Linked DNA regions of Homo sapiens: region 2 is linked to region 1. The links are chromatin loops, found by intact Hi-C in ENCODE. Cell type or tissue: mammary epithelial cell. All regions are shown on one strand. Each heading gives the region's core, and the rest is flanking DNA. Links, peaks and the distances in the headings are about the cores only.

What was found. Peaks named below come from ENCODE experiments on the same cell type or tissue, not always from the same donor. Only the 100,000 strongest peaks of a DNase experiment are listed, where the experiment ranks them.
Region 2: it touches region 1 in a loop (4-fold over the local background); 6 of 110 quality-filtered maps call a loop at or near these places.

Annotation. Positions count from the first base shown.
Region 1 is chr13:51,565,065-51,580,875 of GRCh38, forward strand. It overlaps the pseudogene RNU6-65P. Among named protein-coding and RNA genes, the nearest start is that of WDFY2, 11 kb to the right of the region's middle. In mammary epithelial cell, for the core only: no CTCF peak of the experiment used is centred there; DNase peaks (open chromatin) are centred at 11,857 and 12,847; H3K4me3 peaks cover 815 bases; H3K27ac peaks cover 2,012 bases.
Region 2 is chr13:51,512,401-51,528,211 of GRCh38, forward strand. No RefSeq gene overlaps it. Among named protein-coding and RNA genes, the nearest start is that of MIR4703, 32 kb to the right of the region's middle. In mammary epithelial cell, for the core only: no CTCF peak of the experiment used is centred there; a DNase peak (open chromatin) is centred at 8,291; H3K27ac peaks cover 1,095 bases.

The sequences.
Region 1 (15,811 bases), core at 9,756-14,755:
AGTTCGGGTTGCTGAGGATGTGCCAGAAAAATGCATGCTCTCTACCAGTAGCAAGGGCCTTTGACTCTGCTATGGGACTTCTTTTCTCCAGCCTCACTCCATTTCTTAATTGGCCTTCCAAGGCTGAGTAGTCAATCCAACAGAAATTACCTTAGTTCAGCTATTGAGAATAATCCCTTTAATCCTCCCCCGACCAAAAAGCTCCAACCACGACCAGAGCTGCGGCCCCACTTTCTGTTTCCTAGACTAGAGTTGTCCAAACTGTGGCCCATGTAATGTGACTCAGGTCTGTGAAAACTTGTCAAGTGGTACACCGAAAAGCTTCATTTTAAGAATATCCGTTTCCAGTGCTCGCTTCGGCGGCACATATTCTAAAATTGGGATGACAGAAAATTAGCATGGCCTCTGGGCAGAAAAATAAATACAAGTAAATATAAATCTGTTTCCAGAGTTTTAATTTTTTTATTTCTATTTTTTTAGATGGAGTTTCTCTCTGTCACCCAGGCTGGAGTGAAGTGGCGTGATCTCAGCTCACTGCAACCTCCACCCCCGGGGTTCAAGTGATTCTCCTGCCTCAGCCTCCCGGTAGCTGGGATTACAGGCACCCACCTCTACGTCTGGCTAATTTTTGTATTTTTACTAAAGAGAGACAGGGTTTCACCATGTTGGCCAGGCTGGTCTCGAACTCCTGACCTCAGGTGATCCACCCAACTCGGCCTCCCAAAGTGCTGGGATTACAGGCCTGAGCCACTGGGCCCTTCCAGATCTTTAATTTTTATAGGTACTTTTTCCTAACACCAGTTTGCCTGAGGATGTGCTAACATTCACATCAGACATTCTCCCAATTTCATAGCCTTTATCTATCCTAGAATGTGCTGTGATGCAGTGCCTTGGGTAATAGAAAAAAAACCTCTTGGGCAACAACAACAAATACCAAAATATTGATTTGCAGGAAACTGTGATGATTAATAAGGCAATTGAACCTATAGATCTTTCTGGTGTTCCTTGCCTTTTAAATATTTCTGTTAAGGGAGAAAAAAACAAGGATATTCTGACTCTTCCTTGGAGGTTCTGAATATAAGTATAAGGTAAGTAGAGTGGTGAAAGTAAGGCAGTTTTTGTTTAATGACTTTCTTTTATATCAGTCTGCTGTTAAAAAAAAAAAAAAAAAAAAAAAAAAAGCATCGTTCTGGAAGGAGAGTGCTGTGAGAGTGAAGCTAAGTGACCTGCAGTAGGAAGACTGAATGACCCAAAGACCTCTTCTCAAGTATTTTAAACTAAGCAGCTCTTTTCAGATATTCTCAATACTACTCATCCCTAGCATGAGGAATAAGAAAAAAAAAACTTCACAAAAGCCAAATTAGACAAAATTAGTGAAGGTGATTCTTTTCTGTGCAATGGGAAGATATTTTAGTACTACCAAGTTTTCAAAACATATTGTAAACAGAACTTACTGTTAAACTTATTTTTTTAGATTCAGTTATTTATTCAATAAGGTACAATGTATTTATAAAACCATATGAAATATTTATGATCGATCACCAACTTATTTTATTCTATAACATGATTAATAGTTTCTACTTCTTATTAACAAAAAATTAAATTATATGCTAGTCCCAGACCAATCACTTTTTTTTTTTTTTGAGACAGAGTTTTGCTCTTGTTGCCCAGGCTGGAGTGCAATGGCACCATCTTGGCTCACCACAATCACTGCCTCCCGGGTTCAAGAGCCAATCACTTTTAGTGTATATATTATTTAGTGTATATATTTATGTGTTTATCTTTCCTTAAATATATAAGAAAAGTGTATATCTTTTCTTAAATATATAATAAATTTTTTATTATGATTTCCAACTAAATTAATGGAATCATTTATGATTTTTATATTTGATACTTATTTAATTATTCATAAAATTACAACAGAAGAGTTCAACACACACACAATTACTAAAAGAATATCATATCAGGGTTCCAAGATGTCCGAATTGGAACAGCTCCAGTCTATAGCTCCCAGAGTGAGCGACGTGGAAGACGAATGATTTCTGCATTTCCAACTGAGGTACTGGGTTCATCTCACTGGGGACTGTTGGACAGTGGGTGCAGGACAGTGGGTGCAGCACACCAAGTGTGAGCCAAAGCAGGGCGAGGCATCGCCTCACCCAGGAAGCACAAGGGGTCAGGGAATTCCCTTTTCTAGCCAAGGAAAGGGGTGACAGATGGCACTTGGAAAATCGGGTCATTCCCACCCTAATACTGTGCTTTTCTGATGGTCTTAGCAAACAGCACACCAGGAGATTATATCCCACGCCTGGCTCGGAGGGTCCCATGCCCACGGAACCTCACTCATGGCTAGCACAGAAGTTTGAGATCAAACTGCAAGGTGGCAGCAAGGCTGGGGGGAGGGGCGCCCACCATTGCTGAGGCTTGAGTAGGTTAACAAAGCGGTCAGGAAGCTCGCACTGGATGGAGCCCACCGCAGCTCAAGGAGGCCTGCCTGCCTCTGTAGACTTCACCTCTGGGGGCAGGGCATAGCCAAGCAAAAGGCAGCAGAAACCTCTGCAGACCTAAATGTCCTTCTCTAACAGATTGGAAGACAGTAGTGCTTCTCCCAGCACGCAGCTTGAGATCTGAGAACGGACAGACTGCCTCCTCAAGTGGGTACCTGACCCCCGAGTAGCCTAACTGGGAGGCACCCCCAAGTAGGGGCAGACTGACACCTCACATGGCTGGGTACTCCTCTGAGACAAAACTTCCAGAGGAACAATCAGGCAGCAATATTTGCTGTTCACCGATATCCGCTGTTCTGTAGCCTCCGCTGCTGATACCCAGGCAAACAGGGTCTGGAGTGGACCTCTGGCAAACTCCAACAGACTCGCAGCTGAGGGTCTTGACTGTTAGAAGGAAAACTAACAAACAGAAAGGACATCCACACCAAAACCCCATCTGTTCGTCACCATCATCAAAGACCAAAGGTAGACAAAACCACAAAGATGGGGAAAAAACAGCAGAAATACTGAAAATTCTAAAAATCAGAGTGCCTCTCCTCCTCCAAAGGAACGCAGCTCCTCACCAGCAATGGAATAAAGCTGGATGGAGAATGACTTTGATGAGTTGAGAGAAGAAGTCTTCAGATGATCAAACTTCTCCGAGCTAAAGGAGGAAGTTCGAACCCATGGCAAAGTAGTTAAAAACCTTGAAAAAAAATTAGATGAATGTCTAACTAGAATAACCAATGCAGAGTGGTCCTTAAAGGACCTGATGGAGCTGAAAACCATGGCACGAGAACTATGTGACAAATGCACAAGCCTCAGTAGCCGATTCGATCAACTGGAAGAAAGGGTATCAGTGATGGAAGATCAAATAAATGAAATGAAGCAAGAAGAGAACTTTAGAGAAAAAAGAATAAAAAGAAACTAACAAAGCCTCCAAGAAATATGGGACTATGTGAAAAGACCACATCTATGTCTGATTGGTGTACCTGAAAGTGACGGGGAGAATGGAACCAAGTTGGAAAACACTCTGCAGGATATTATCCAGGAGAACTTCCCCAATCTAGCAAGGCAGGCCAACATTCAGATTCAGGAAATACAGAGAACACCACAAAGATACTTCTCAAGAAGAGCAACTCCAAGACACATAATTATCAGATTCACCAAAGTTGAAATGAAGGAAAAAATGTTAAGGGCAGCCAGAGAGAAAGGTCGGGTTACCCACACAGGGAAGCCCATCAGACTAACAGCTGATCTCTCGGTAGAAACTCTACAAGCCAGAACAGAGTGGGGGCCAATATTCAACATTCTTAAAGAATTTTCAACCCAGAATTTCATATCCAGCCAAACTAAGCTTCATAAGTGAAGGAGAATTAAAATACTTTACAGACAAGCAAATGCTGAGAGATTTTGTCACCACCAGGCCTGCCCTAAAAGAGCTCCTGAAGGAAGCACTAAGCATGGAAAGGAAAAACCGGTACCAGCCACTGCAAACCCATGCCACATTGTAAAGACCATCGAGGCCAGGAAGAAACTGCATCAAGTAACGAGCAAAATAACCAGCTAACATCATAATGATAGGATCAAATTCACACATAAAAATATTAACCTTAAATGTAAATGGGCTAAAAGTTCCAATTAAAAGACACAGACTGGCAAATTGGATGAAGAGTCAAGACCCATCAGTGTGCTGTATTCAGGAAACCCATCTCACGTGCAGAGACACACATAGGCTCAAAATAAAGGGATGGAGGAAGATCTACCAAGCAAATGGAAAACAAAACAAGGCAGGGGTTGCAATCCTAGTCTCTGATAAAACAGACTTTAAACCAACAAAGATCAAAAGAGACAAAGAAGGCCATTACATAATGGTAAAGGGATCAATTCAACAAGAAGAGCTAACTATCCTAAATATATATGCACCCAATACAGGAGCACCAAGATAAATGAAGCAAGTCCTTAGAGACCTACAGAGAGATTTAGACTCCCACACAATAATAATGGGAGACTTTAACACCCCACTGTCAACATTAGACAGATCAGTGAGACAGAAAGTCAACAAGGATACCCAGGAATTGAACTCAGCTCTGCACCAAGTGGACCTAATAGACATCTACAGAACTCTCCACCCCAAATCAACAGAATATACATTCTTCTCAGCACCACACCACACCTATTCCAAAATTGACCATATAGTTGGAAGTAAAGCTCTCCTCAGCAAATGTAAAAGAACAGAAATTATAACGAACTGTATCTCAGACCACGGTGCAATCAAACTAGAACTCAGCATTAAGAAACTCACTCAAAACAGCTTAACTACATGGAAACTGAACAACCTGCTCCTGAATGACTACTGGGTACATAACAAAATGAAGACAGAAATAAAGATGTTCTTTGAAACCAATGAGAACAAAGACACAACATACCAGAATCTCTGGGACACATTCAAAGCAGTGTGTAGAGGGAAATTTACAGCACTAAATGCCCATAAGAGAAAGCAGGAAAGATCCAAAATTGACACCCTAACATCACAATTAAAACAACTACAGAAGCAAGAGCAAACACTTCAAAAGCTAGCAGAAGGCAAGAAATAACTAAGATCAGAGCAGAACTGAAGGAGATAGAGACACAAAAAACCCTTCAAAAAATCAATGAATCCAGGAGCTGGTTTTTTGAAAAGATCAACAAAATTGATACACTGCTAGCAAGACTAATAAAGAAGAAAAGAGAGAAGAATCAAATAGACGCAATAAAAAATGATAAAGCAGATATCACCACTGATCCCACAGAAATACAAACTACCATCAGAGAATACTATAAACACCTCTATGCAAATAAACTAGAAAATCTAGAAGAAATGGATAAATTCCTTGACACATACACCCTCCCAAGAATAAACCAGGAAGAAGTTGAATCTCTGAATAGACCAATAACAGGCTCTGAAATTGAGGCAATAATTAATAGCTTACCAACCAAAAAAAGTCCAGGACCAGACGGATTCACAGCCGAATTCTACCAGAAGTACAAGGAGGAGCTGATACCATTCCTTCTGAAACTATTCCAATCAATAGAAAAAGAGGGAATCCTCCCTAACTCATTTGATGAGGCCAGCATCATCCTGATACCAAAGCCTGGCAGAGACACAACAAAAAAAGAGAATTTTAGACCAATATCTCTGATGAACATTGATGCAAAAATCCTCAATAAAATACTGGCAAACCGAATCAAGCAACACATCAAAAAGCTTATCCACCATGATCAAGTGGGCTTCATCCCTGGGATGCAAGGCTGGTTCAACATATGCAAATCAATAAACGTAATCCAGCATATAAACAGAACCAAAGACAAAAACCACATGATTATCTCAATAGATGCAGAAAAGGCCTTTGACAAAATTCAACAGCACTTCATGCTAAAAACTCTCAATAAATTAGGTATTGATGGGACGTATCTCAAAATAATAAGAGCTATCTGTGACAAACCCACTGCCAATATCATACTGAATGGGCAAAAACTGGAAGCGTTCCCTTTGAAAACTGGCACAAGACGGGTGCCCTCTCTCACCACTCCTATTCAACATAGTGTTGGAAGTCCTGGCCAGGGCAATCAGGCAGGAGAAGGAAATAAAGGGTATTCAGTTAGGAAAAGAGGAAGTCAAATTGTCTCTGTTTGCAGATGACATGATTGTATATCTAGAAAACCCCATCATCTCAGCCCAAAATCTCCTTAAGCTGATAAGCAACTTCAGCAAAGTCTCAGGATACAAAATCGATGTGCAAAAATCACAAGCATTCTTATACACCAATAACAGACAGAGAGCCAAATCATGAGTGACCTCCCATTCACAATTGCTTCAAAGAGAATAAAATACCTAGGAATCCAACTTACAAGGGATGTGAAGGACCTCTTCAAGGAGAACTACAAACCACTGCTCAATGAAATAAAAGGATACAAACAAATGGAAGAACATTCCATGCTCATGGATAGGAAGAATCAATATCGTGAAAATGGCCATAGAGCCCAAGGTAATTTATAGATTCAATGCCATCCCCATCAAGCTACCAATGACTTTCTTCACAGAACTGGAGAAAACTGGGCCAGGCACAGTGGCTCATGCCTGTAATCCCAACACTTTGGGAGGCCCAGTCCAGTGGATCACAAGGTCAGGAGATCGAGACCATCCTGGCTAACACGGTGAAACCCCGTCTCTACTAAAAAATAAAATAAAAAAAATTAGCCGGACGTGGTGGCATGCGCCTGAAACCCCAGCTACTCATGAGGCTGAGGCAGGAGAATGGTGTGAACCCGGGAGGTGGAGCTTGCAGTGAGCCGAGATCGCAGCACTGCACTCCAACCTGGGCAACAGAGCAAGACTCTGTCTCAAAAAAAAAAAAAAAAAAAAAGAATTGGAAAAAAACTACTTTAAAGTTCATATGGAACCAAAAGAGAGCCCACATTGCCAAGTCAATCCTAAACCAAAAGAACAAAGCTGGAGGCATCACACCACCTGACTTCAAACTATACTACAAGGCTACAGTAAACAAAACAGCATGGTACTGGTACCAAAACAGAGATATAGACCAGTGGAACAGAACAGATCCCTCAGAAATAATGCCACACATCTACAACTATCTGATCTTTGACAAACCTGACAAAAAGAAGCAATGGGGAAAGGATTCCCTATTTAATAAATGGTGCTGGGAAAACTGGCTAGCCATAGGTAGAAAGCTGAAACTGGACCCCTTCCTTACACCTTATACAAAAATTAATTCAAGATGGATTAAAGACTTAAATGTTAGACCTAAAACCATAAAAACCCTAGAAGGAAACCTAGGTATTACCATTGAGGACACAGGCATGGGCAAGGACTTCATGTCTAAAACACCAAAAGCAATGGCAACAAAAGACAAAATTGACAAATGGGATCTAATTAAACTAAAGAGCTTCTGCACAGCAAAAGAAACTACCATCAGAGTGAACAGGCAACCTACAAAATGGGAGAAACTTTTTGCAACCTATTCATCTGACAAAGGGCTAATATCCAGAATCTACAAAGAACTCAAATAAATTTACAAGAAAAGAACAAACAACCCCATCAAAAAGCGGGCAAAGGATATGAACAGACACTTCTCAAAAGAAGACATTTATGCAGCCAAAAGACACATGAAAAAATGCTCATCATCACTGGCCATCAGAGAAATGCAAATGAAAACCACAATGAGATACCATCTCACACCAGTTAGAATGGCGATCATTAAAAAGTCAGGAAACAACAGGTGCTGGAGAGGATGTGGAGAAATAGGAACACTTTTACGCTGTTGGTGGGGACTGTAAACTAGTTCAACCATTGTGGAAGACAGTGTGGCGATTCCTCAGGGATCTAGAACTAGAAATACCATTTGACCCAGCCATCCCATTACTGGGTATATACCCAAAGGATTATAAATCATGCTGCTATAAAGACACATGCAGACGTATGTTTATTGCGGCACTATTCACAATAGCAAAGACTTGGAACCAACCCAAATGTCCAACAATGATAGACTGGATTAAGAAAATGTGGCACATATACACCATGAAATACTATGCAGCCATAAAAAATGATGAGTTCATGTCCTTTGTAGGGACATGGATGAAGCTGGAAACCATCATTCTCAGCAAACTATCACAAGGACAGAAAACCAAACACCACATGTTCTCACTCATAGGTGGAAATTGAACAATGAGAATACTTTGACACAGGAAGGGGAACATCACACACCGGGGCCTGTTGTGGGGTGGGGTGAGTGGGGAGGAATAGCATCAGGAGATATACCTAATGTAAATGATGAGTTAATGGGTGCAGCACACCAACATGGCACATGTATACATATGTAACAAACCTGCACATTGTGCGCATGTACCCTAAAACTTAAAGTATAATAATAAAAAAAAGAATATCATATCAGGTCTTTTATTTTTCTTGTTTCCCAAAAATTTATAACTTAAGCCACACATTAGCTTATATTAAGTAATAAGAAAAGCATATTGGTTTATTATTTTAATAAATTATTAAAAATTGATAATTATTGTTTATATATCATTGAAATCTTGACTACATTTAATAGTCCATCTTAAAAGATGCATTCTATTATATTATTACAGTATTCTTCAAAATGATATTAATTTTTTTGGATGGAAAAAACAAAGTTGGGTTTTTATAACAGAAAATGAGTCTGATTTACCTAATTGGTTTGACAATAGCATTTTGATAAGTAGGCTACACAGTGGACTTTTTCCATAAAAATCTGCAGCTCTAAAATTTGGTGGAAAATATATAAGAATGTGATGCCGCCAGGTGTGGTGGCTCACACCTGCAGTCCCAGCACTTTGAGAGACTAAGGCAGGAGTATCACTTGAGCCCCAGAGCTCAAGACTAGCCTGGTAATGAGAACATGTCTGTACAAAAAATGTTTAAAAGTTAGTGGGGCATGATGGTGTGTGCCAGTAGCCCTAGCTACTTGGGAGGCTGAGGTAGGAAGATTGCTTTAACCAAGGAGTTTGAAGCTACAATAAGCTATGATTGTGCCACTGCACTTCAGTCTGGGTGACAGAGTGAGAATCTATCTCAAAAAAGAAAAAAAATTATTTTTATTGCTGAATACTATCACACTGTATGGATATATCACTTTTTTTTCTTTTTCTTTTTTTTTTTTTTTAGACAGAGTCTTGCTCTTGTCACCCAGGCTGGAGTGCAGTGACACAATCTCAGCTCACTGCAACCTCCACCTCCCAGGGTTCAAGCGATTCTCCTGCCTCAGCCTCCTGAGTAGTTGCGATTACAGGCACCCACCATCACAGCCGGCTACTTTTTGTATTTTTAGTAGAGACGGGGTTTCGCCATGTTAGCCAGGCTGGTCTTGAACTCATGACCTCACGATCCACCCGCCTTAGCCTCTCAAAGTGCTGGGATTACAGGTGTGAGCCACCACACCTGGCCAGATATACCACATTTTATCTATGTATCAGTTGAAGGACATTTGGGTTATTTCCACTTCTTGGCTATTACAAATAATGCTGCTTTGGACATTTACGTTCAGATTTTTATATGAACCTAAGTTTTTACTTCTCTTGGGTAGATAGCTGAAGTGCAATTGCTGGGTCATATGGTAACACTATGTTTAACATTTTGAAGAATTGCCAGACTGTTTTCCAAAGAGGCAGTACCATTTTACATTCCTGCCAGCAGTGAAAGAAATAAATTTCACCATATCCTTGCCAACATTTGTTGTCATGTATCTTTTTTATTATAGCCATTCTAGTAGTTGTAAAGTGCTATCTCATTGGTTTTGACTTGCATTTCCTTGATGGCTAATGATATTGAGCATCTTTTCATGTGTTTATTGGCCATTTGTATATCTCCTCTGGAGACATGTCTATTCAGATCCTTTGCCCATTTAAAAATGGGGTTGTCTTTTTATTATTGAGTTGTAAGTGTTCTTTAGATATTCTAGATATAAGAACCTCATCAGATATATGATTTGCAAAAATTATTTCCCAACTGTGTGATTTTTCACATTTAACTCAAAAAGAGTTCAAAGAACTGAGTGGTGGCTGGGTGCAGTGGCTTACACCTGTAATCCTAGCACTTTGTGAGGCCAAGGTGGGTGGATCACCTGAGGTCTGGAATTCGAGACCAGCCTGGCCAACATGGTGAAATCCCGTCTCCACTAAAAGTGCAAAATTAGCCAGGTGTGGTGGCACATGCCTGTAATCCCATCTATTGGGAGGCTGAGGCAGGAAAATTCCTTGAATCTGGGAGGCAGAGGTTGCAGTGGGCCAAGATCGGGCCATTGCACTCCAGCGTGGGCAACAAGAGTGAAACACCGTATCAAAAAAAAAAAAAGAAAAAGAAAAAGAAAAAAATAACTGAGTGGCATTGTTACACCAAAACTCTCTCCATTCCCTCTATTTACGTAAATGAGGTTGCTCAGTCCTTACATTTACAAAATAAAATATAGAAATAGAATTGATCCTGAATCCTGCTTAATTCTAACAATAAATTATTATTTATTTTTGAATACAGGGAAATATAAAAACCCAGTCTTGTTCATCTCCAATAAAAATTTTTATTAAAAATTTACTTTTGGCCAGGCATGGTGGCTCATGCCTATAATTCCAGCACTTTGGGAGGCTGAGGCAGGTGGATCACCTGAAGTCAGGAGTTCAAGACTAGCCCGGCCAGCATGGTAAAACACTGTCTCTACTAAAAAATACCAAAAAATTAGCCAGGCATGGTGGCCGGTGCCTGTAACTCCAGCTACTCAGGAGGCTGAGGTAGGAGAATCGATTGAACCAGGGAGGCAGAGGTTGCAGTGAGCCGAGATCATACCACTGCACTGCAGCCAGACTCTGTACCTGAAAAAAAAAAAAAAAAGAAAGAAAAGAAAATTTACTTTTTTGTTTAATAGTTTTACATAAAACTGTAATATATTTTGGTTGTTTTAACTATTGTGAACTAACCATTGTAATGATCAGTTAATCTAGAAGAAACTGAAAAATTAGAGCCTATGGCCTTAGTATATTAAACAAATTATAGAATTTTAATTTATGTATACATAGTCACACATAAATATTTTTGTTTCAGATAGTATTACAAGGGGAATCAATAAGAGATTCTCAAATGTAAAAATCTTTATAATAAATGTTAATATTTACAAGGTGCTAGAATTCAGACTCAAACATTTAAAATTATACTTAATTTCTGCAAGGGGTTAGAAGTTTTTCAAAATTATTTAAAGTGGTATATGAACAAAGAAATTTGAAAATCATTTTTCTAGAAGTCTACTCCTTTCTGTCCTTGATCCCCATCAGAATGCCCTTTCTTGTGTGGTAGGGAGTCGGGCTAAGTAGTCTTACATTTTCCCAGAGCAGGCAGGAATTCTCAGGCTGGATTTCTGATGGTTGTGTGCCTTCTGAAATCGCATGTAAAATTTAGTTTGTACATGGGTACATGCCTCCTCCTCTAGCAGATGTATAATGTTGATCTGATTTTTAATAAGGTCTGTGACCTAAAAGGTTAAGAACTACTAGGGTAGTCTTCCTCTATCAGGAAGTCCAGAAGCTGTAATTTTTCAGTTTCTCCTACCTGTCTATTAGGACACCTCATTTATTTCATGCTATGCTTTTCTCTTGGATACAAATTACTAACATGTTGCCTTTACCATACTGATATTTTCCTATGCCTGTTGGACATACCTGCAGTTGTGTATTTTTTCCCAAAGTCAGACCTATCCCACAAATTAGGGCAAATTCCAGATTCCAGTGTTTCCATTATGCTTTAATGGAATAGAGTTAAACAAATCTGGACCTGCCTCTGGCTAGTCATTCATTCAACAAATATTTAAAACATGCCTCCTAACATGCCAGGTGCTACTTTAGGGGCTAGGAATACAATGGTGCACAGACAGTCAAGATCCTTTCTCTCCCGGTGCTTCTCTTCTAGAGAAGGGAGACTAACAAATGCATAAGAAACAAACAAGATGATTTTGGGCAGAGGTAAGTACTGTGAAGAAAATAAAGTGATATGACAGTGAGTGTTATGAAGAGGTGGGGTACTTTAGAGGTGGTAGGTAAGACTCTTTTTTTTTTTTTTTTTTTTCGAGATGGTGTCTCTCTCACTCTGTCACCCAGGCTAGCAGTGGTATAATCTTGGCTCACTGCAACCTCCATCTCCTGGGTTCAAGTGATTCTTGTGCCTCAGCCTCTCAATAGCTGGGACTGCAGGCACATGCCACCACACCCAGTTAATTTTTGCATTTTTAGTAGGGACAGGGTTTCGCCATGTTGGCCAGGCTGGTCTCGATCTCCTGACCTCAAATGATCTGCCCGCCTCGGCCTCCTAAAGTGCTGGCATTACAGGCATGAGCCAATGTGCCCGGCTAGGTAAGACTCTTTTAGGAGCTAACATTGGAGCTTAAGCCTGAACGGTGAGAAGAAAATAACTAGGAGGTGCACATAGCTGGTGCAAAGACCACCAGTAGGAAGGAAGTTTGTGTTTCTGTGGACTTTCTAAGCCATTACTGAGCAGGAGGAGAGGTGAGGTTGGTGAGGCGTTTTATCCCAAGTGTAATGATAAGCACTGATGAATTGAAAGCAGTGGAGGAATATAATATGGAGGAATATAGTATGGTTTATATTTTAAAACGAAAATCACTCTGGCTACTGTGATAAAAATTGATTGCACGGGGTTGATGAGAAGAGTTCAAGAGAAGAAGCAGAGAAACCAGTTAGGCTACTGTGCTAGGGGCCAGAGATTATGGCAACTTGGACCGAGGTAGAGACAGCATAAAGTGGAACAAGTCAAGATATACTTCGGAGGTGGAGCTGACAGGACTTGTTAATGGTTTGGATATGAGTAATGAGAAAAAGAGGAGAATCAAGGATGACTCCTAGGAACTTACTTTTGAACAATTGGGTGACAGATGCAGTAGATTTAAAGATACTGTTTGGGAACATTTAAAACATCTATTAAACAGTAAGTGACAAAGTGGAGAAGTCATTAGATATATTAGTCTGGAATTCAGGAGTGAGGTCAGAGCTGGAGATGAGAATTTGGGAGTAAGGTACTTAAAACCACGGTTGGCTGAATAACAATTCCCCAAATATGTCTACAGCCCAATCCTTGGAACTGACAAATACTGCAAAAGGGACTTTGCAAATGTGATTAAGTTAAGGATCTTGAGATGAGGAGATTATCCTGGATAGCTGGGCAGTCCCATGTAGTCACAACAGTCCTTATAAGAGGGAGGACTGGCCGGGTGAGGTGGCTCATGCCTGTAATCCCAGCACTTTGAGAGGCAGAGGCAGGCGGATCATGAGGTCAGGAGTTAAAGACCAGCCTGGCCAACATGGTGAAACCCCGTCTCTACTAAAAGTACCAAAATTAGCCAGGCATGGTGGCGTGGGCCTGTAGTCTCAGCTACACTGGAGGCTGAGGCAGGAGAATCACTTGAACCCAGGAGGCAGAGGTTGCAGTGAGCCGAGATTGCGCCACTGCACTCCAGCTTGGGCAACAGAGTGAGACTTCATCACAAAAACAAAAACAAACACAAACAAAAAAAGAGGGAGGACAGAGAAGTTAGAATTGGAGAAGGTGATGTGGTAACAAAAGCAGAGACTGGAGTGCCACAATTTAAAGAAGGAGGAAGGGGTTACAAACTAAAGAATACAGATGGCCACTAGAAGCTGAAAAAGGCAAGAAAATGGGTTTTCCCCTCAGTGCCTCATAAGGAATCAACCCTGTTGAAACTCTTGACTTTGGCCCAGAAAGACCCCTTTTGGACTTTTGACCCCCAGAAATACGAGAGAATAAATTTGTGTGGTTTTAAGCCACTAAGTCTGTGGCAATTTGTTACAGCAGCAATAGGAAACAAATAGAGCCATTAAAATTAGATAAGATCACCTAGAAAGACTGTGGATAAAGAAGAGAAGAGGGCTGAAGACTGAATCCTAGAGCACTGCAGAATTGAAGAGTGAAGTCCAGGAGGAGGTAAGTCTGTGAAGAGTACCAATGTCCTAGGAGGAAAACTAAGAAAGTGTGAAGCCATGAAAACCAAAGGAAGAGTATCAAGGCAAGAAGAGTGGTCAATTGTGCTGAATGCTTCTGAGAAGCAAATTAAGATGAGGCGGAAGAAATGGCCATTGCATTTGGCGAGACAGAGGTTGTTTGATCTTGTCAAGAGAAGTTCTAATGGTGTGTAGATTTAGGAAGATTCTTAAGATAGTTGAAGAGAGAATGGGAAATGAGGATGTGGAAATTCTAAGTCCAAACAAACTGAGTAGTTTTCTGAGAAGAAGAATGAAGAAATGGAGGAGAATGTGCAGCTAGAAGAGTTTTGTGGTTTATTTATTTATTTTTTTTTTTAGACCAGGGGGTCTCACTCTGTTGCCCAGGCTGAGTGCAATGGCACGATCTTGGCTCACTGCAACCTCTGACTCCAGGGTTCAAGCAATCTTCCCACCTCAGCCTCCTGAGTAGCTGGGTCCACAGGTGCATGCCACCACAGCCCACTAATTTTTGTATTTTTTGAAAAGACTGAGTTTCTTCATGTTGCCAAGCTGGTCTCGAACACCTGGGCTCAAGTGATCCACCTGCTTCAGCCTCCCAATGTACTGGGATTACAGGCGTGAGTTACTACGCCTGTCTTGTGTTTACTTTATTTAAAAAATGGGAGACAGAGTAGTGCACGTTTATACTCCACTGGGAAAGATCCAATAGAGAAGGAAAAAGTGGCGCAACATAGAGAGTGAATAACTGCAGGAATCTTCAATGAGGAAAGAGAGGTTTACTCATGCTGGCCTTGAATGGGAGCAGTCTTTTTCCATTGTTACAGAAGAAAGGCAGAGAGTATGGAAGAATACGGATACAGATGCAGGCAGGTTGATAGATCTGATGACATGAAGATGAGACAGCTTCTGATTGCGTCTACTTTCTTTTTTTTTTTTTTTTCTGAGACGAGTCTTGCTCTGTCACCCAGGCTGGAGTGCAGTGGTGCGATCTCAGTTCACTGCAACCTCTGCCTCCTGGGTTCAAGCGATTCTCCTGCCTCAGCCTCCCAAGTAGCTGGGATTACAGGCATGCGCAACCAAGCCCAGCAAATTTTTGTATTTTTAGTAGAAATGGGGTTTCACCACGTTGGCCAGGCTGGTCTCGAACTCCTAACCTCAAGTGATACGCCCGCCTCGGCCTTCCAAAGTGCTGGGATTACAGGCCTGAGTCACCGCGCCTGGCCAACTTTCTAATTAAAGAGAATTACCAGAGACCTACAGTTGTGAGTCTAGAGTGAGACCAATCAGAATGTTTGTGCAATTTTCATCTGCCAAGTTCAAAGCAGATATGAAGTAAGTGAAAAGTTGGATTGGTCAGGATTGGAGTTTTGCCTGCCAAGAATGAGAGAGAGGCAAGGATGCCATGGGTGTTTGCAAGAGACTGTTAGGATAATGGACAATGGGAGTTAAGTAGTGAAAGGAGGGAAGTGAGAACATGAAGGGGATAATGGATAATCATAATATAATGGCAAACCCTACATGGTGGTTACTGGGTGGCAGGCACTGGTTTTAGCTCATTACATATAATAACATGTAATCTTATGACTACATTGGACAGTGAAAAGTGTGATGGTCAGTGAATCAGAAGTCTCCTAGGAAGCCAAATAATCAATGGGGTGGGAATATTTGAATAAATGAACCTGGAGGCAAGAGAGACAGACAGACTTGAGTGTATGTAACCGCTGTCATCTGTTATAACTGTGTGACTGCAAGAAAGGCAATTTGCCTCTCTG
Region 2 (15,811 bases), core at 5,876-10,875, 57 kb before region 1:
AGGGATTCAACTTCTTCCTGGTTTAGTCTTGGGAAGGTGTATTTGTCCAGAAATTTATCCATTTCTTCAGATTTTCTAGTTTATTTGCATAGAGGTGTTTATAGTATTCTCTGATGGTAGTTTGTATTTCTGTGGGATCGGTGGTGATATCCCCTTTATCATTTTTTATTGCATCTATTTGATTCTTCTCTCTTTTCTTCTTTATTAGTCTTGCTAGCGGTGTATCAATTTTATTGATCTTTTCAAAAAACCAGCTCCTGGATTCATTGATTTTTGAAGGGTTTTTTGTGTCTCTATCTCCTTCAGTTCTGCTCTGATCTTAGTTATTTCTTGCCTTTTGCTAGCTTTTGAAGTGTTTGCTCTTGCTTCTCTAGTTCTTTTAATTGTGATGTTGGGATGTCAATTTTAGATCTTTCCTGCTTTCTCTTGTGGGCATTTAGTGCTATAAATTTCCCTCTACACACTGATTTAAATGTGTCCTAGAGATTCTGGTATGTTGTGTCTTTGTTCTAGTTGGTTTCAAAGAACATCTTTATTTCTGCCTTAATTTTGTTATGTATCCAGTAGTCATTCAGGAGCAGGTTGTTCAGTTTCCATGTAGTTGAGTGGTTTTGAGTGAGTTTCTTAATCCTGAGTTCTAGTTTGATTGCACTGTGGTCTGAGAGACAGTTTGTTATAATTTATGTTCTTTTACATTTGCTGAGGAGTGCTTTACTTCCAACTATGTGGTCAATTTTGGAATAAGTGAGGTGTGGTGCAGAAAAGAATGTATATTCTGTTGATTTGGGATGGAGAGTTCTGTAGATGTCTATTAGGTCTGCTTGGTGCAGAGCTGAGTTCAATTCCTGGATATCCTTGTTAACTTTCTGTCTCACTGATCTGTCTAATGTTGACAGTGGGGTGTTAAAGTCTCCCATTATTATTGTGTGGGAGTCTAAGTCTCTTTGTAGGTCTCTAAGGACTTGCTTTATGAATCTGGGTGCTCCTGGATTGGGTACATATATATTTAGGATAGTTAGCTCTTCTTGTTGAATTGATCCCTTTACCATTATATAATGGCCTTCTTTGTCTCTTTTGAACTTTGTTGGTTTAAAGTCTGTTTTATCAGAGACTAGGATTGCAACCCCTGCCTTGTTTTGTTTTCCATTTGCTTGGTAGATCTTCCTCCATCCCTTTATTTTGAGCCTATGTGTGTCTCTGCACATGAGATGGTTTCCTGAATACAGCACACTGATGGGTCTTGACTCTTTATCCAATTTGCGAGTTTGTGTCTTTTAATTGGAGCATTTAGCCCATTTACATTTAAGGTTAATATTTTTATGTGTGAATTTGATCCTATCATTATGATGTTAGCTGGTTATTTTGCTCGTTACTTGATGCAGTTTCTTCCTAGCCTCGATGGTCTTTACAATGTGGCATGGGTTTGCAGTGGCTGGTACCAGTTGTTCCTTTCCATGCTTAGTGCTTCCTTCAAGAGCTCTTTTAGGGCAGGCCTGGTGGTGACAAAATCTCTCAGCATTTGCTTGTCTGTAAAGGATTTTATTTCTCCTTCACTTATGAAGCTTAGTTGGCTGGATATGAAATTCTGGGTTGAAAATTCTTTTCTTTAAGAATGTTGAATATTGGCCCCCACTCTCTTCTGGCTTGTAGAGTTTCTACTGAGAGATCAGCTGTTAGTCTGATGGGCTTCCCTTTGTGGGTAACCGACCTTTCTCTCTGGCTGCTCTTAACATTTTTTCCTTCATTTCAACTTTGGTGAATCTGACAATTATGTGTCTTGGAGTTGCTCTTCTCGAGGAGTATCTTTGTGGTGATCTCTGTATTTCCTGAATCTGAATGTTGGCCTGCCTTGCTAGATTGGGGAAGTTCTCCTGGATAATATCCTGCAGAGTGTTTTCCAACTTGGTTCCATTCTCCCTGTCACTTTCAGGTACACCAATCAGACGTAGATTTGGTCTTTTCACATAGTCCTGTATTTCTTGGCGGCTTTGTTAGTTTCTTTTTATTCTTTTTTCTCTAAACTTCTCTTCTTGCTTCATTTCATTCATTTGATCTTCCATCACTGATACCCTTTCTTCCAGTTGATCGAATCAGCTACTGAGGCTTGTGCATTCATCATGTAGTTCTCATGCCGTGGTTTTCAGCTCCATCAGGTCCTTTAAGGACTTCTCTGCATTGGTTATTTTAGTTAGCCATTCGTCTAATCTTTTTTCAAGGTTTTTAACTTCTTTGCCATGGGTTCGAACTTCCTCCTTTAGCTTGGAGAAGTTTGATTGTCTGAAGCCTTCTTCTCTCAACTCATCAAAGTCATTCTCCATCCAGCTTTGTTCGGTTGCTGGTGAGGAGCTGCGTTCCTTTGGAGGGGAAGAGGTGCTCTGATTTTTAGAATTTTCAGTATTTCTGCTCTGTTTTTTCCCCATCTTTGTGGTTTTGTCTACCTTTGGTCTTTGATGATGGTGACGTACAGATGGGGTTTTGGTGTGGATGTCCTTTCTGTTTGTTAGTTTTCCTTCTAGCAGTCAGGACCCTCAGCTGCAGGTCTGTTGGCATTTGCTGGAGGTCCACTCCAGGCCTCGTTTGCCTCAGTATCAGCAGCAAAGGCTGCAGAACGGCGAATATTGGTGAACAGCAAATGTTGCTGCCTGATCATTCCTCTGGAAGTTTTGTCTCAGAGGAGTACTTGGCCATGTGAGGTGCCAGTCTGCCCCTACTGGGGGATGCCTCCCAGTTAGGCTACTCGGGGGTCAGGAACCCACTTGAGGAGGCAGTCTGTCCATTCTCAGATCTCAAGCTGCGTGCTGGGAGAGCCACTACTCTCTTCAAAGCTGTCAGACAGGGACATTTAAGTCTGCAGAGGTTTCTGCTGCCTTTTGTTTGGCTCTGCCCTGCCCCCAGAGGTGGAGTCTACAGAGGCAGACAGGCCTCCTTGAGCTGCAGTGGGCTCCACCCAGTTGGAGCTTCCCAGCCGCTTTGTTTACCTACTCAAGCCTCAGCAATGGTGGGCGCCCCTCCCAGCCTTGCTGCCGCCTTGCAGTTTGATCTCAGACTGCTGTGCTAGCAATGAGTGAGGTTCCATGGGCATGGGACCCTCCAAGCCAGGCGTGGGATATAATCTCCTGGTGTGCTGTTTGCTAAGACTATCAGAAAAGCACAGTATTAGGGTGGGAGTGACCCGATTTTCCAGGTGCCATCTGTCACCCCTTTCCTTGGCTAGGAAAGGGAATTCCCTGACCCCTTGCACTTCCCAGGTGAGGTGATGCCGCGCCCTGCTTCGACTCACACTTGGTGTGCTGCACCCACTGTCCTGCACCCACGGTCCGACAATCCCCAGTGAAATGAACCCAGTACCTCAGTTGGAAATGCAGAAATCATTTGTCTTCTGTGTGCCTCACGCTGGGAGCTGAAGACTGGAGCTGTTCCTATTCGGCCATCTTGGCTAGCCAAAAACTACCGCAATTTCTTTATCCAGTCTATCACTGATGGACATTTGGGTTGGTTCCAAGTCTTTGCTATTGTGAATAGTGCCACAATAAACATATGTGTGCATGTGTCTTAACAGCAGCATGATTTATAATCTTTTGGGTATATACCCAGTAATGGGATGGCTGAATCAAATGGTATTTCTAGTTCTAGATCCTTGAGGAATTGCCACACTGTCTTCCACAATGGTTTGAACCAGTTTACAGTCCCACCAACAGTGTAAAAGTGTTCCTATTTCTCCACATCCTCTCCAGCACCGGCAACAGGCAATTGTTAAACTGACATTGATTTTATATTATTACCATTATTATTTGAATTTTTAAATTAAGCAATGAGGTGTGGGAAATTGTGTGTAGTGAACTGATCATGGACTATAATATTAGGTTTTTATTCTTAAAAGTACTTTAATTCTCTTTAATTTGATTAGTCAATCTGAAGATCGGGTATCTTTTATTATATTAAAAATAGACAGCCTGGGCGACGTGGTGAAACCCCATCTGTACAAAAAAATACAGAAAAAAGTTAGCTGGGCATGGTGGTATGAGCCTGTGGTCCCAGCTGCTCAGGAGGCTGAGGTGGGAGGAACACTTGAGCCCAGGAGGCAGAAGTTGCAGTGAGCCGAGATTGCACCACTGCAATCGAACTGTGCAACAGAGTGAGACCCCGTCTCAAAAATAAATAAATAAATAAAAATAAAAACAATGAGCAGAACAATTATACATTCATTCATTTAATACTTTTTTCTACATCATTCTATGAGCAAGAAATGTAATTTAGTTTTGGATACCAAATGACCACAAAAGCAAGCAGCTATTTCTCTTTTATTAAAATTCCCATGAGGAGTGCAATGATCTATAGTGTGGAGAACAACCATTCAAATGAAGTTTTGAGTGTACAGTCTTATTTTATTAAGATAAAATAGTCATGAGAATCTTCCAAAATTCCTATGGAAATCATATCATTTCCATTGACTTGTATGTATAAAAACTGACTAAAACGTTGTTAATTTCAGATTCTTGTAGAAACCTGTATTTGCCTTCAAATGTCTCTAAGACTTCCTACACTGGAGTACACTCAGCCCTCATCCAGCTTATGCAGGCCTGATACTACTATAACAAGACCTATTTTTCTATACCTAAGCAAATATATTCATAGTATTTTAAAATTGCCTTTTTTGCAACATTTAGCAAGAACCGCACAGTTGTTCTGTCGCTCTGACCTAGCAATCCTGCTCCTAGGAACTTACCCATAAGAACTAATTCCACAAAAGCAAAAATCCAGTTGCACAAAGATTTTAACACTATCTATAGCAGCCAAAATCTGAAAGCAAAATCATTTTCTACAACAGGAAAATGACTTAGAAAAGCATAGTGCATCAACAAGATGTCCTATATGTGATCATTAAAAAGGACACTAGGAAGTGGCAGAAATGTCAAAAATATTTTGGTAAACCTTAAATTAAAAAGCAGTATTTTTTAAATGACATTTATGTTGTGATTATAAATATACAAAAATAGACGAGCTAGTGGAGGACTAGAAGACAATTTGGAAAATAAAAACAGTTGCTCAGGGTAGGATAGAGGAAATTAGGAGTTTATTTTACTTCTTATAAAAATGTCTCAGAGGCCGAGGCAGGCGGATCACGAGGTCAGGAGATCGAGACCATCCTGGCTAACACAGTGAAACCCTGTCTCTACTAAAAATGCAAAAAAATTAGCCAGGCGTGGTGGCGGGTGCCTGTAGTCCCAGCTACTTGGGAGGCTGAGGCAAGAGAATGGCATGAACCTGGGAGGTGGAGCTTGCAGTGAGCCAAGATTGCACCACTGCACCTCCAGCCTGGGTGACAGAACGAGACTCAGTCTCAAAAAAAAAAAAAAAGTCTCAAGTTTTGTTTTACCTCAGCTTTTCAATTGAAGTAATATAACTACTTGCTATGGAGAATCAATTTAAACCATAAAAACACATACACATAGGTCAAAAATAAAAGCTGGACTTTTACAGAATTGATCCATATGTGTTCTCTGTGCATTTCCTCCTATAGCTAACTTTCTAGTGCCATCATTTTTACCAATGTCTTTAAACCTTGTGGAGTTGCTTCCAAGATCATGCTGGGCTCCCATCAAACCTATGATACCAAAATCTCTGGGGATTGGGCCTAGGTATATGTATTTTAAATCCACCCTTCCATCCCCAGGTAATTCTAACATGCAGTTAGGTTCAGAATCAGAGGACTTAAAGATGACCTTTCCAAATCGGAAATTTAAAAGCAAACAAAACCTCATTTTAAAGAAATACAAAAGTTATAGTCAACATTCAGGTGACTACTTTCAATTTTGATTTCTTGGGATATAGAAATGAGTGGCAGATGTGTTCACAGTACTACAATCCAAGGCATGATTTTGTGCTGTCCTTGGAAAGCACCAAACTAAAGAAGATCCTACAGAACATAGATGATCCCATCCCGGACCATATCCTCAAGTGACCGGCTCCTGTGTCCACGTGGCCTTGCCAAAAGGCAGCTAGACGTTCTCAGGGATTTCCCAGAAGGCAAATATTCCTTTCCTCATAAAATTTGCGTATGGTGCTCAGAATGCTCTATGTATCCCAGAATTTCTATTATTTTGATTTCTAGCCATTTTCAGAAGCCCAGATGCTCCCCTCAGGCACATAAAATTCTGTAGCCGCCAGGATCCACATAGCAGAGTGGAGGGACACAGCAGAGCTTGGAGTAGGTGCAGGAGGAACAGAGCCCACCATAAATTGTTCTCTGAGTTCCAGCCAGATGCAATGGGGTCTGCCCCTCAATCTGCCTTTTTCTCCAAAATGAGTGCATTGTAATCCATCTTGGCCCTTCCCTTTTCTCTGCTTTGTGGGTTATATGTTATTTTTCCTCACTTCACAAAAACAGGCCATTGTCACAATTTAATATTAATTTAGAAGGAAGCTGACCCGACAAATTTGAGAAAACCAAGTCCCAGAGAGGATAAATGACTTGCCCACGGTCACGTAACTTGATGATGCCAAGCTGATTTCCTGCCTCGAAAGCCACTTTTCATTATTATGAGGAAATGCATATGATTAACCCACAGTCTGGAGGGCATGTGTTTTAGGTTGTTCTCATAGCAGGGACGATTGGCAGTGACTTCATCCACACCCTCCTACCCAGCCATCCTGAACGGGTGACACACAGCTGAGACATCTGCTGTGGAGTAGGAAGGCTTCACACTGGGGCATGCTGGAGGGACACTTGAGAGATACAGAACCTGTGGTGCTGTCCTTGTTAACAGCACACATTCTTAAGATTAGAGCATCTTAGAGGGAAAGGAGAAGGGAGATTCATTTGTGTCTCCAACCTACCCTAGGTTGCATGTTAAACCACTCACCACAACATGCAGAGTGGGAGGTAAATAATTCAGTGTATACAGGTTCTGCATATATGTCATCAACGATTGATATGTTTCTGTATTCAGGTGGTTGTCAATATATGAATGAGATATAGCCTATATTACTCCAAAGAATTTAGTATTTAAAATTCTATATTCATTTTTGTTAGAGAAGATATTACTGCACAAAGGCCTACTTAGCCCCATATTACTGGATGTGACACTGATGGTTTCAGGAAACTTAACTGCTGAGGACTGAATTATGTCCCCCATCCCAAAATTCTACAGGTTGAAGCCCTAACCCCCTATGTGATGATATTTGGAGATGGGGCCTTTGGGAGGTAATTAGGGTTAGATGATATCATGAAGTACAGTCCTCCTGATGGGCTTAATGCCCTTCTAAGAAGAGACATCATAGAATTTGCTCTCTCTCCCCCATGTGAGGACACAGGGGGAAAGTGGCCAACTGCAACCTGGAAGAGGCCCTCCCTAGTACCCACCCAGGCTGACACTGTGATCTCAGACTTCCAGCCTCCGGAACTGTGGGATAATACATTTCTGCTGTTTAAGCCACTCAGTTTGTGGTGTTTTTTTTTTTTTTTTTTTTTTGCCTAAGCAGACTAATCCACCAACCTCCAAGAACCATACTAATTCTGTTGGCACACAGCATGGGTACTAGGAACACCAGATGCTCTTTGCTCTGGGCTGCCAAATGTCCAGCTTTGGAGGGAAGTCAAGGATCCAAAACAGTAGCATAAGTTCTAATGCTAGCTCTGGAAGCTATTCCTATGCAAGGTATCCAGAAATTAGGCATGTCATAGATAAACATAAAAGTACAATTGCACAACGATGTATGCATTCACTCATCCAACAAATATTTATTGAGCGTCAGCTATGTGGCAGGCACATAGGTGCTGGGGATATAGTAGTGAACAGAACAGACTCAAATCCCTGTCTGTTGGGGAGGACAGACAATCCATGAAATAAATAAGTAAAATATATAATCTACTAGACAGTGACAAGTGCTAAGGAGAAAAATTAAGCTGCAAGGGTCCTAAGGGATACTGGTGGTGATGTTAAATAGAGAGGTTAGGGAAAGTCTTATTAAATAGGTGCTGGGTGAGGTGAGCTAGGGAGCTGTCTGTATATCACCAAAAGAACATTCCAGAATGAACACAAAAGCAAAGGGCATGAGGTGTGCTGGGAAAATATCAAAAAGGCATGTGTGGCAAAAAAGACACGAAAGGAAGTAAGAGAGGGCAGGGGGTGGCATAGATCATGCAGCATTCATACCATTCCATCGACTCCCCTTCTCTGAGCAGAGCTGCAGCACGATCTGCTCCACATTTCAACACAGTCTCTCAGGCTGCTGGGTGTGCAGGGTTGCTCAAGTAAAGGCAACTTTGAAATGTGTGCTGTGTGGGTGTCCTAGGGCTGCCAAAACAAACTGCCACAAGCTGGTGGCTTAAAACAACAGAAATGTATGAGCTCATATTTCTGGAGGCTGCAAGTCTGAAATCCAGGTGTCTGCAGGGCTGATTTCTTCTGGAGCCTCTGCCTGAGAATCTGCTCCATGCCTCTCTCCCAGGTTCTGGTGGCGGCTGGCAATCCTTGGCTTGTGGCTACATCGTTCCAAGCTCTGCCTCCATCTTCATATAGCCTTTTTTTTTCCCCCTGTGTGTGTTTCTGTATCTCTGGGTCTCAATCTCCCACTCCTCTCTCTTATAAAGACACCAGTCATTGGATTTAAAGCCCATCCTAATCCAGTGTGACCTCATCTTAATTAATTATATCTGCAAAGGTGATATTTCCCAATAAGGTGACACTGAAAGTTCTGGATGAGCATGAATTTTGGGGGGAACACTATTCAATTCATTACTTATCACTAAAATACAGCCTTTAGGTTTATAAACTGAAAAAAATAGCCTTTAAAAATAATCAGTACTAAATTTTAGTCTGTTCCTGCAGTTTATAGGAAGGTAAATACCATATGAAATCAGGGTTGGCCTCTTAGCAAGTTAGAATTGGCTGAAAACAAAGTATAATAAAGAAGGCCAGAGTCCAGGGACTCTAAGGGACTAATCTGGCTTTTTTTTTTTTTCAAAGTAATAGTGAACATATATGAATATTTGAAAAGAAAACAAAAAGATATTTTCACAAAACTTTCAGTAATGATGACTTTGGTCCTGTCCTTAGTGAATGGCCTTGACTCTGGCCAGGTCGTTCAGTAGATCTGTGCCTGGGGTCTCCAGTATACAGTCAGGGTAAATTGTTCCAATCCTTTACCAGTGACTTTTTAAAAGGGAACATGTTTGTGCTCCATGAAACAAAAATGTGAAATAAATTCAACGTCTACAAATAATAATCATCAAACCTGAATTCTTATACTGGCACATCTCTTCCCCAAACTCACCCCTTGGGCACTTCTCTCTACAATGTCTTCCAAGGCCAGGTCACCAAACTCCAGGCAGAAGTCTCTGGAGAGAAGATCACCAAGGACAGCATGGGTTACTGCTTCTTTTTCCTGTCCAGTTTGCTGTGGACAGCCATGCTCCCCTAATGGCATTGTCTGAACATGTTTTTATACGGCTGTGCGCCCCTCAGAATAATGTCCTTCTGGGGAGGTTATTTCACCCCCAACGCCTGACCTTGTCAAAGGCCTGCCCCTCAGCCCTCGTACGCTAATGCTGCCCACCTGATGATACCCAAGTATGCTCCTGCCCCCTTCCCATTTGCTGATGTGGCATATAGAGCTTTAGCTGGATCACACATGAAATCAAATTGCCTGCAGGACAGCTTCATGTACAGTCCACAGTATGTTGAGAGAGAGGCATCCCACCAAAGCCTCCAGCGCAGCACCCGTGGAGACCAGCAGTACAGATATCCTTCATTGCCCTTCTCCCCCTAGGCTACCACCCCCAGGACCTGTGCTCATATTTTGGCACGTTAATACTAAGCCCGGAGATACTGAAAGCATTTATTTTTTTGCATACCTTTTCATTAAAGTTCAGTCTTTTTTGCCTTTCTTTTTGGTTTCCCACTTTTTCATTTAAATGGTAGCATATTAAATACACTATTGTACACCCTGCTTTTTATATAACTGTATTGATGTATATTTTGCATATCATATAATTTACCCATCTCAAGTGTGTACAGTTGAACGATTTATTTATTTATTTTGAGATGGAGTCTTGCTCTGTCGCCAGGCTGGAGTGCAGTGGCATAATCTCTGCTCACTGCAACCTCCACCTCCCGGATTCAAGTGATTCCCCTGCCTTAGCCTCCCAAGTAGCTGGGGCTACAGGAACATACCACCATGCTTGGCTAATTTTTTGTATTTTAGTAGAGACGGGGTTTCACCATGTTGACCAGGATGGTCTCAATCTCCTGACCTCGTGATCTGCCCACCTCAGCCTCCCAAAGTGCTGGGATTACAGGCATGAGCCACCACACCCGGCCTTCACTTATTATTATTATTATTATTATTTTGAAATAAGTCTTGCTCTGTCACCCAGGCTGGAGTGCAGCGACACGATCTCGGCTCACTGCAACCTCTGCCTCCCAGGTTCAAGCAATTCTCATGCCTCAGCCTCCTGAGTAGCTGGGATTACAGGCACATGCCACCACACACCTGGCTAATTTTTGTTTTGTGCTTTTTGTTTTTTGAGTTTTTTATTTTTTTGGTAGAGATGGGATTTCACTATCTCTACCAAAAGATGATCTTGAACTCCTGACCTCAGGTGGATGGCCAGGCTGGTCTCGAACTCCTGACCTCAGGTGATCTGCCTGCCTTGGCCTCCCAAAGTGCTGGGATTACAGGCATGAGCCACCAAGCCCGGCCTGAATGATTTGTTTTTTGTTCTTAGTGAATTTACCAGGTTGTGCAACCACACACCATAAATCAGCTTTTGATCATTTTCATCCCTCAGTAAGATCCCTCGTGCCCATTTACAGTTACCAGCCCCCTCCTCACCCAACCCCAGGCAACCTCCTTTGCTCCTGATGAGCAACTGTGATAAAGTAGTTCTTGGTGTTGTCATTACAGTCTAAACAGATTTGGCCAGTTTCCCTCCCATCCTAGGAACCAGGCTTTTTCACCGTGGCTGTCTTTCTGGTCTGAGCCAGAGGGCAGTCTCAATGGTGACGCCAAAGGCTGGGGGAGGAAGGAAGGAAGCTGTGGCTGGCACACCTCCATGTGCTTGAATCCACAGGCCCCTCTGCCCCAAACCAAACCACACTGTCTGCCTCCTATGCCAGCTCTGCTGAGAACAACTTTTTAAAAAACTTTAAAACAAAATTTTCAAGAAAAATGACTAAATGTCTCAGTCTTAAATTTTCTCTAATTTTAAAAAAATTGGTGTATTTTTTTTTAAAAATCCTGGATTATAATGACCAAAAATTTTTCCTAAGTGAAAAACACCAAGTTGAGGTAAAATGACACATTACCATGCTCAGGTACACAAGGTTATGCCTGTCACTGACCATTTGGAGTTTTGGTTTTGTTTATTAAGGAAAAGTCAAAGCAAACACAGGAATCGAGAACCACTGAACTCGAATGAGGCCTCCATCAAGGCCTTTTTGAAGAGCAGTGGTCAATCACAGAATTAAAAGAAAGGCAATCAGGTCAAGTTGTAATGCAGTTTGACTTAAAATGCATGTGCACAAAACAGCTATTTCTGCCTTCACCTTCCCCTTTGCTCTGTGAGAACAGGAACATATAAGGTCGTCTATTAATATTTTTTTAAAGAATGAATAAACAAATGAAGGCCTAATATGTCCTAAGCATTATGTAGCCTTGATGTCAAGAAATCCAAATAGAATGGAGAAGTGGACCCATAAACAAATAATTTCTATATGCAGTAGTCCTCCCTTATCCATGGGGAATACATTCCAAAACCCCCAGTGGATGCCTGAAACCACAGATACTACCAAACTCTGTCTATACGATGCACAAATTTATTTTTCCTTCTTCACAATATCACAGATAGAAGTTTCATTCTTACTGTAGATTTTAGAAACCTTAGCATATGAGTTTTTTCCCTTAGTAGTCTGAGAACTTTTACCTTTTTACTTAACATAAGCACTTGACAGCATATCCAAATTGCCAGCATCACCACTCTTTCACTGTGGGACCATCATTAAGTAAATTAAGGGTGACGTGGACACAAACACTGTGATACTGTGACAGTCGATCTGATAACAGAGAGGGCAAATAAAGTGACTCAGGGGCAGGGAGTGTCAACAGTGTGGATCTGCTGGACAAAGTGAGGATTTCCATCCTGGGCAGGACGGAGAAGGATGGTGCAAGATTTCATCATGCGGCTCAGAGTGGTGGAAAATTTAAGACTTATGTTAATAAATTGTTTATTTTTAGAATTTCCCATATATTTTCCAACCACAGTTGACCACTTATAACAAAATCACTGAAAGCTAAACTGTGGATAAGGGGGACTACTGTAGTATGATAATCAACAGAAGTAATGTCAAGGTATCATAATAGCTCACCATGAGCAGTGGTTAATTTGGGTTGAGGAAGAGGGCAATGATGAGGGAAACTTTGCATATGCAAAATATGAGCTATTTAGGAGAAATAGGCATTCTCCAGGAAAGCAAAGACAAAGAAGGTCATTCCAGGCAGACGAAATAGCCTATGCAGAGGGAAGAAATAGTTTAGTCTAGCCAGAGCATAAAACGTAGATAAGTTTCCCCCTGTAGCCATGAGGCACAGGGTAAGCCTGAAAGAATGAAGTCCTGGGTGAGGTCAGATGTGAGAAGCAAGAAACAGTTTGACGGCTGTATTAGTCAGGGCTCTTTAGAAAAGTAGAGCCAATAGTATATAGCTATACAATACTACATTGCTTAATGATGGGGATACATTCTAAGATGCTTTGTTAGGCACTTTTGTCATTGTGTGAACATCACAGAGTGTACCCACAGAAACCTGGATGGTATAGCCTACTACACACCCAAGTTATCTGGTATAACCTATTGCTCCTAGGCTACAAACATGTTACTGTACTGAATACCATACACATTGGTAACACAATAGTAAGTAATCGTGTATCTAAACATAGAAAAGTTACAGTGAAAATGCAGTATTATAATCTTATGGGACCATTGTTGAACATGCTGTTTGTTAACTGAAATGTATTATGTGGCACAGTGACTGCATATATATTCATATAGAGAGAGACAAAGAGATCGTATCAGGCTGTTCTTGAATTGCTACAAAGAAACACCTGAGGCTGGATAATTTACAAAGAAAAGAGACTTAATTTGTTCATGGCTCTGCAGGCTCCAACATTTGCTTCTGGTGAAGCCCCAGGAAGTTTCCAATCATGGCAGAAGGTAAAGAGGGAGCTGGCATGTCACATGGTGAGATCCGAAGCAAGATACAGAGGGAGGAGGTGTCACACATTTTTAAACAACCAGATCTTACATGAATCAGAGCAAGTACTTACTCATCACCAGGGGGACGGTGCTAAACCTTTCATGAGGGACCCACCCTTATAATCCAATCACCTCCCACCAAGCCCCACTCCAACACTCGGTATCACATTTCAGCATGAGATTTGGAGGGGACAAATATTCAAACAATATCAGAGATTGATTATAGGAATTGGCTCATGTGATTATGAAGGCCAAGTCCCACAATCTTCCATCTGCAAGCTGGAGAACCAAGAAAGCTGGTATAGTGATTCAACATCAGTTCAAAGGCCTGAGAACCAGGGAAAGCTGATGATGTAAGCCTCAGTCTGAGGCTGAAGTCCCAAGAACGAGTAGCACCAATGTCTGAGGCAGGAAAAGATGGATGTCTCAGCTAAAAAAGGAAGAAGATTTGCCCTGCCTCTACTTTTTTGTTTTATTCAGACCCTCGACCAGTTGGATGATGCCTGCCCCTATTGGGGAGGATGGATCTTCTTTGTTCAGCTGCTGATTCAAATGCTAATCTCTTCCAGAAACGCCCTCACAGACACGTCCAGAAATAAGGTTTTACCAGCTACCTGGGCATCCCTTAGCCCGGTCAAGCTGACACATAACACTGACTATCACAATGTTCAAGTTCAAGGGAGTTGGGAGAAGAAAGAACTGGGCATAAAGCAAAGGGTCTTCAACAGAGGACAGAACAGACAGTGTGAGCAATGGTGTAGAATAATGAAGCAATTTTTTTGTACTAATTCATTTGCAGCTGAAAGCTGAGAATGTAGGGAAGTGGCAGTTGTAGAAGCCATTGTTTTGATGGACTAGGTGGCATATGGAATTGTTGTATGTGAATTTGAGGATAGGGAGACAGGTGTACCAGATAAAAGTAAAGCAAGGCAAATACTCTTCAAATACTCAGTTTGTCAATATTTTGTGGATAGGGTTAGTGAATGGGTAAATGTGGACTTGAAGAAATTTTAACAATATCCCTAAAACCAGTAGAAAACCAAAATACTTGAATTATAAGTCAGGTATAAGGACAATTAGGGTGGGCTGAGTCAGGATAAATTAGCATCATGTGAGATCTGCAAACAGTTGCCTTTGTGGTTAAGACATACTCCCCTCCATCGGCATCCACCATTGCTGAGGCTTGGGTAGCTCACCGTGTAAACAAAGAGGCAGGGAAGCACTAACTGGGCAGAGCCCACTGGAGCTCAGCAAGGCCTACTGCCTCTATATATTCCACCTCTGGGGGCAGGGCATAGTAGAATAAAAGGCAGCAGACAGCTTCTGCAGACTTAAATGTCCCTGTCTGACAGCTCTGAAGAGAGCAGTGGTTCTCTCAGCATGGCGTTCGAGCTCCAAGAACAGACAGACTGCCTCCTCAAGCAGGTCTCTGACCCCCAAGTACCCTGACTAGGAAACACCTCCCAGTAGGGGCCAACAGACACCTCAAACAGGTGGGTGCCCCTCTGGGATGAAGCTTCCAGAGGAAGGATCAGGCAGCAATATTTGCTATTCTGCAGCCTCCACTGGTGATACCCAGGCAAACAGGGTCTGGAGTGGACCTCCAGCAAACTCCAACAGACCTGCAGCTGAGGGGTCTGACTGTCAGAAGGAAAACTAACAAACAGAAAGGAATAGCATCAACATCAACAAAAAGGACATCCGCACCAAAAGCCCATCTGTAGGTCACCAACATCAAAGACCAAAGGTAGATAAAACCACAAAGATGGGAAGAAACCAGAGCAGAAAAGCTGAAAATTCCAAAAAACAGAGCACCTCTTCTCCTCCAGAGGATCACAGCTCCTTGCCAGCAAGGGAACGAAACTGGATGGAGAATGAGTTTGATGAGTTGACAGAAGTAGGCTTCAGAAGATCAGTAGTAACAAACTTCTCTGAGCTAAAGGAGCATGTGCTAACCCATCGCAAGGAAGCTAAAAACCTTGAAAAAGGGTTAGATGAATGGTTAACTAGAATAAAGGGTGTAGAGAAGACCTTAAATGACCTGATGGAGCCAAAAACCATGGCACAAGAACTTCATGACACATGCACAAGCTTCAAAAGCCGATTTGATCAAGAGGGAGAAAGAGTATCAGTGATTGAAGATCAAATTAAAGAAATGAAGCAAGAAGAGAAGTTTAGAGAAAAAAGAGTGAAAAGAAATGAACAAAGAGTCCAAGAAATATGGGGCTACTGAAAAGACCAAATCTACATTTGATTGGTGTACCGGAAAGTGACAGGGAAAATGGAACCAAGGTAGAAAACATTCTGCAGGATATTATCCAGGAAAACTTCCCCAAGCTAGCAAGGCAGGCCAGCATTCAAATTCAGGAAATACAGAGAACGCCACAAAGATAATCCTCGAGAAGAGCAACCCAAAGACACATAATTGTCAGATTCACCAAGGTTGAAATGAAGGAAAAAATGTTAAGGGCAGCCAGAGAGAAAGGTCAAGTTACCCACAAAGGGAAGCCCATCAGACTAACAGCGGATCTCTCGGCAGACCCTACAGCCAGAAGAGA